Regions from separate parts of the Homo sapiens genome. Here region 1 is linked to region 2. Evidence: read pairs that join two places in POLR2A ChIA-PET (ENCODE). Cell type or tissue: PC-9. All regions are shown on one strand. Links, peaks and the distances in the headings refer to the core of each region. The heading gives the core; the rest is flanking DNA. Region 1 holds the start of LOC105370564 (a long non-coding RNA gene). Region 2 has its middle 18 kb from the start of LTBP2.

The links. Peaks named below come from ENCODE experiments on the same cell type or tissue, not always from the same donor. Only the 100,000 strongest peaks of a DNase experiment are listed, where the experiment ranks them.
Region 1: POLR2A ChIA-PET joins it to region 2 with 5 read pairs; 1 of 35 experiments calls an interaction of 5 or more read pairs at or near these places.

Annotation. Positions count from the first base shown.
Region 1 is chr14:74,216,353-74,219,254 of GRCh38, forward strand. It overlaps LOC105370564 (a long non-coding RNA gene), which reads right to left and starts at 1,412. Exons shown (of 3, transcript XR_944025.3): 1 at 1,228-1,412. In PC-9, for the core only: CTCF peaks have their summits at 1,476 (motif pointing right) and 1,680 (motif pointing right); a DNase peak (open chromatin) is centred at 1,489; H3K4me3 peaks cover 311 bases; H3K27me3 peaks cover 2,459 bases.
Region 2 is chr14:74,628,696-74,631,597 of GRCh38, forward strand. No RefSeq gene overlaps it. Among named protein-coding and RNA genes, the nearest start is that of LTBP2, 18 kb to the left of the region's middle. RefSeq lists enhancers at 2,049-2,698, 2,699-2,902. In PC-9, for the core only: no CTCF peak of the experiment used is centred there; a DNase peak (open chromatin) is centred at 1,151.

The sequences.
Region 1 (2,902 bases), core at 135-2,634, 410 kb before region 2:
TTTTTTAAAAATAATACCGTCAGCCGGGCGCAGTGGCTCATGCCTGTAATCCCAGCACTTTGGGAGGCCAAGGCGGGTGGATCACCTGAGGTCAGGAGTTCGAGACCAGCCTGACCAACATGGAGAAACCCCATCTCTACTAAAAATACAAAATTAGCCTGGCGTGGTGGCACATGCCTGTAATCCCAGCTACTCAGGAAGCTAAGGCAGGAGAATAGCTTGAACCCGGGAGGTGGAGGTTGCAGTGAGCCGAGATTGCGCCATTGCACTCCAGCCTGGGCAACAAAAGCGAAACTCCGTCTAAAAAAAAATAAATAAATACTGTCTTGGAGATTGAATGTGGAATAGCAGCACAGTATTCCACTGCATGAATGTGAACTTTTTTCTTCTCTTTAAAATTACGTAAAAGTTGGCCGGGTGCAGTGGCTCACACCTAGGAGCGTCTGTCCATTAGCTTGTATGTCTGTCCGAATGGAAGTGCCTCCCTGGGCCGGGTGCGGTGGCTTACGCCGGTAATCACAGCACTTTGGGAGGCCAAGGCAGGAGGATCACTTGAGCCCAGGAGGTCGAGGCTGCAGTGAGCTGTGGAGGCACCACTGTACTCCAGCCTGGGTGACAAAGCAAGACCCTGTCTCTAAAAAACGGGGTGATGGGGCTCTTCCGAGTGAAAAGGTGGAACTACTGACCTAGTCCCACCCTGTCAGTTCACCATGAGGAAACAGGCTAGAAAAGGGGTTGACTTGTCCTTAGTCTGGAGCTGCCTTGTCAGGTTCTTCCAGGTACCACTTGATCACGTGGACGGGATGGCATTAGCCGTGCACACTGGGCAAATGCTCCGCCACCCTCCCTGCTCTGCTGGGCTTGGGAGGAGTAAGCGGTGGATGAGATGTCCCTGATGTGTTGGGCCTCCAAGGAGGCCCTTTATTTATTTGTTTGTTTGTTTGTTTGTTTATAGTTGAGTCTCACTCTGTCACTCAGGCTGGAGTGCAGTGGTGCTACCTCAGCTCATTGCAACCTCTGCCTCCCCGATTCAAGCGATTCTCCTGCCTCAGCCTCTCAAGTAGCTGGGATTACAGGCATGCGCCACCACGCCTGGCTAATTTTTTGTTTTTTAGTAGAGACGAGGTTTCACCATGTTGGCCAGGCTGGTCTCCAACTCCTGACCTCAAGTGATCTGCCCGCCTTGGCCTCCCAAAGTGCTGGGATTATAGGCGTGAGCCACCGCACCTGGCCCAAGGAGGCACTTCCATTCGGACAGACATACAAGTGAACGGACGGACGCTCCTAGGATGGGTGCTATGCATTGCTTAAGAAGGGGAACCTTTGAGGACCCTTGAAATCCCTCCCCTCTGATGCCTTGGAGGAAGGCGGACTGGCCCAGATTCCCGGACCGGCAACCGCCACCTGCCTCTCTGGTCTCCTCCCACCCCGAGGGGATCGCGCTCGCGCCGCGCCACTCGCGCGGCCACCGCTAGAGGGAGCCGGGAGCGTCTCCGAAGTCTCCCGCTTGCGGCTTCGCTCAGGCGCTGCCTTTCACCCGCCTCGCAGGGGCTGCGAGGCTCCGACAAGACTGGTCCCTTCTTGTCATTAGGCCCTAGGCCCGCAGCCCTCCGCGGCCCCGACCTCTAGGAGGTGCCCAGCACCAACAGGCCGACCCTATGCTCCCTACCCAGCCCTCCGCTATGAAAACCCTAACGCTGCTCTGCTACTGCCCCCATTTTACCAATTAGGACACAGAGAGGCTGACAGATGTACCTAGGGTCACACAGCGAATGCGTGGCAGAGCCGGAAACCCAGGGGGCCTGGCTCCGAACCCCCATGCCTCAGAGGATCTCAAGCACCTTCTTGTATCTTTCTGTTCAAGGGGAAACCGAGGCACAGAGCAAGTCTAGAGCATACTGTGTGGGTGGCCCAGTCTGCCAAGGACCGACAGGAGGCTAAAGCTAGGCGGCCAGCCCCTAGGCAGATGACCACAGCAGAAAAGCCTGTGGGGAGAAGAGGTGCCAGCCTGCCCCAAGGTGGGGGTGGAGGGGGCTGTTGGTGCCTCCCAGGATGGGTGACAGCTGCAGCCTTGGGTGGGAGGCCAGAGGCCCCACACGATAATAACTTTCACTCACTGCCCAAGAGCTAATCCCATTACTCTGCATGGACCCTCTGGGACCACCTCCCTAACCCCCCTTAATCCCCTGTCTCCCTCTGGGAATGGTCCAAGGGCCTCCCTGCCAGCCCATGCCAGCCCCAGGCACAGGCAGACCTTGCCCCTCAAGCTCTGTCAGACCACCTGTGCCCATGAATGCCCATCGTGCCTGATTCTTGGGGCCCCAAAGGGACAGCCAAGAAGGGTGGAGGTCCAACCTCTCTCACCCACCTTCCCTGCCATCCCTGACCCTGCCTGCCAGTCCCCAAGGCACCTTCCCAAAATAGCCTCCGGCTGGGATCCAGGTTTTCTGAGCCTCGTGTTCCTTTCTAAGCAGGCTTCTGGGGCTTGTTATCGTTTTTGTTGAAGGAATTGGCAGGAGAGAGCTTGGGTCCACAGTATATTCATCTGTAAAATGGACGCAATCGCCCCCAATTTCTATAGTCGTTCCGAGGATACAATGAGACACTATGAGACACGGAGGACACAATGAGACACAAGCCTCCGGAGTGTTATTATCAGTGGTACAGAGCTGTCTTCAGATATGCAAAGGAAGTGGATTTCTTTTGTGTGTTACCAGAAGGAAGCTCCATGGCCAGAAGGCAGATGTTAGAGAGGAAGATTCTGAAAGATACACACTGTCCTATAAGGGTGATAAGAGCCACCATGTACTTGTCTTGGTCTCTTCCTTAGGTGCCAGGCACTTAAGCTTCACAGCACTCTATGAGGTAGATACTGTCATTACCTGCGTTTTGCAGACGTGGG
Region 2 (2,902 bases), core at 210-2,709:
AAAGGACACACAAGAGGCAATCCATTCTCCCAGCCAACATTTCCTGGGCATCTTCTATGTGCCAGGCCCCCTCACAGAGCTTGCAGTCGTTCATTCTGCTCATTCATTAATACGAGGAAACTGCCCCAAAACTGCAAGGAAAATGCCAACCAGGCTAGGTAACAGAGCTGAAGGAAAAAGAGCCAAGTGCATGCTTTGAGCCTGCCTCATGAAGTCAAGTCAAACATCTTTCTTTCTTGTCTCTGTACAAGAACTCCAGCTGGGGAGGAAGGAGGAGGTGACAGCAACAGTACATGCTTCCCATTGTACAGATGGCAATCTTGATCTCCGAACTGCTGCATGCCCAGCCACAGGGGGCATCCCATGTGACAAGGAATTAGAACTACACTGCTTCCTAATACTATATTTCGTGGCAGGAGGAGTTGGAACCAAGGGACCTCAGGTTACTCTCCCAGGATGTGGGAGGGGAAAGGTAAAGGTAGTGTGAAGTGGGCCTCAGCAGAACCTCAGAGCCAAAAGGAACTCCGGGGACCATCTGACCTGCAGCCCCTCCACCCCCAGCCCCCATTCCACAAACAACCATCCCATAGCCCATATTGCTCCCCTGGGTTCCAGGAGACAGTGTCCCAGGTTTTGCCTTCTCTGGTCTTTTCTTCCACATGCCCTGAATCTAAGGAAACACTGGGGCCCATCAGGCTCACAGATGACTGTGTTCCCACTTCCACACCAAATGGTACCAGCAGCACATGTCAGCTGGGAGCAGTGGCTTTCAAACCTTTTAACCACAACTCATACTAATTACTTTTTTTTTTGAGATGGAGTTTCGCTCTTGTTGCCCAGGCTAGAGTGCAATGGCACCATCTCGGCTCACTGCAACTTCTGCCTCCCAGGTTCAAGCAATTCTCCTGCCTCAGCCTCCCTAGTAGCTGGGATTACAGGCACCCATGACCATGCCCAGCTAATTTTTGTATTTTTAGTAGAGACGGGTTTTCACCATGTTGGCCAGGCTGGTCTTGAACTTCTGACCTCAGGTGATCCACCTGCCTCGGCCTCCCAAAGTGCTGGGATTACAGACGTGAGCCACCACGCCTGGCCCTGTTTTGTTTTTAATGCTGGTTGTGACTCACTATGGTGATTTCACAACCCACATGTGCATTTCAATGCCCACCTGGGCTAGAGGTACAGGCTCAGCTGCCGGAGTCCTTAACAGAGGTGGGGATAACTAAGGGCAAACCAAGAGGGTAAGGCATGAAGGAGCAGCAGGATGGGCAGTTTATATGTCCCCAGAAGAAAGGCCTTGGAACCCCTCAGCCTGAAGAAAAAGGAGGCCAAGGGCAGGCTCTGTCAGATCTTCACCTATACCAAGGCGTTTTCTTCATTTGCTTGTTTGTCCCATATAGAAGACAGTGAGCGGTATTCTTCACACTGAGCACAAGAAAAGGGGAGTTGACAAAAACTGCAGTGGAAAATAAGTCAGTGCAACACAGGCTGGGTGGGTGAGTATGTGCAGGGAGTGAGGGCAGCAAGAGATTCTACGCATTAAAAAAGGATCGTGGCCAAGTGCAGTGGCTCACACCTACAATCCCAGCACTTTGGAAGGCTGAGGCAGGTGGATCACTTGAGCTCAGGAGTTTGAGACCAGCCTTTACAACACAGCAAGACCCTGTCTCCACCAAAAATACAAAAAATTAGCCGAGCGTGGTGGTGCATGCCCTGTAGTCCCAGCTATTCGGGAGGCTGAGGTGGTAGGGATCACTTGAGCAGGGGAGGCAGAGGTTGCAGTGAGCTGAGATCGCACTACTGCACCCCAGCCTGGGCAACAGAGTGAGACCCTGTCTCAAAACAAAACAAAACAAAACAAAAAACGGTTCATGTGACGTTTCTTCTTATTAAAGGTAAGGGGAAGTGGGGAAGTCAGTTGTCCAAGAAAACTGGTAAATGCTCAGCAATCCGGGATGGTTGTGATGTTTCCCAGAAGACACTGGAAGGGCTAAGATGATTTGAGGGGGTCCTGTCCAGCCCTGGGAGTTCACTACCTCCTTAGCTCGCCCCAACAAAACCTGCCAGTGGACTTTCACCCTGGCTTGGGGTTGGCTGAGGAAGGTTTGGCTAGATCCACAGGCTGCCCAGGCAGAAAGGCCTCCCCATTTCCAGACCCTGAAAGAGAACCAGGCCAGGGAAAATCTGAGAGAGAGAGTGAGAACCTGTGGAGGGGCCAGGTGTAGGGAGGAGGCCGCACACTGTGTGCTGTATCCAAGTGTTCCAGACTGGGTGGGAAGCACTGGGAGCTGGGGCAGGGGACGGGAAGGGGTCGCTGAGCAGGAGCCGTGAGGTCAGTGTTGGGCAAGAGGCAAGTCTGGCTCCCATCATACCTGCACTAATGAGCTGGAAGCAGACGGAAACGGCACAGCGTGTGAAGGCCAGCAAGGGAAGATCCTCCCCATGCCAGCTGGACGGGAAAAGACCGAGCGTGGTGGAAACAGGGCCTGTCCCCTCCCCATCCCCTGGAATCTCAAGCTAGAGGCTGGAACAGCCAGGAGAAGGGGTTGGGAGGTGAGGGCTGATCAGATGAGGCTGAAACAAGACCTCCTGGGGGAAAGGGGATTAGAAAGATGCCAAGGGACTGCGGCATGGAGGAGAGAAAGCCAAGGGGCTACAGAGGCACCCTGCCAACCCTGGGGAGGGAGGAGGCCCCAGGGGGGTTGTCAGCTGCAGGCACCGGCCCTGAGGAGAACAGCTGGACTGAGCCAAAGGCTGGACAGTTGACTGACTTAAAAGGGCAGACGGAATGGGCAAGTCCATCCTGCCCCGTCAGGGCAGCAGAAATGGCCACAAGTATTCACAGACTGTAAACACTAAGGCAGGGCTTGTCTGGGACTGGGAAGATCTGGCTAGGCCTGGC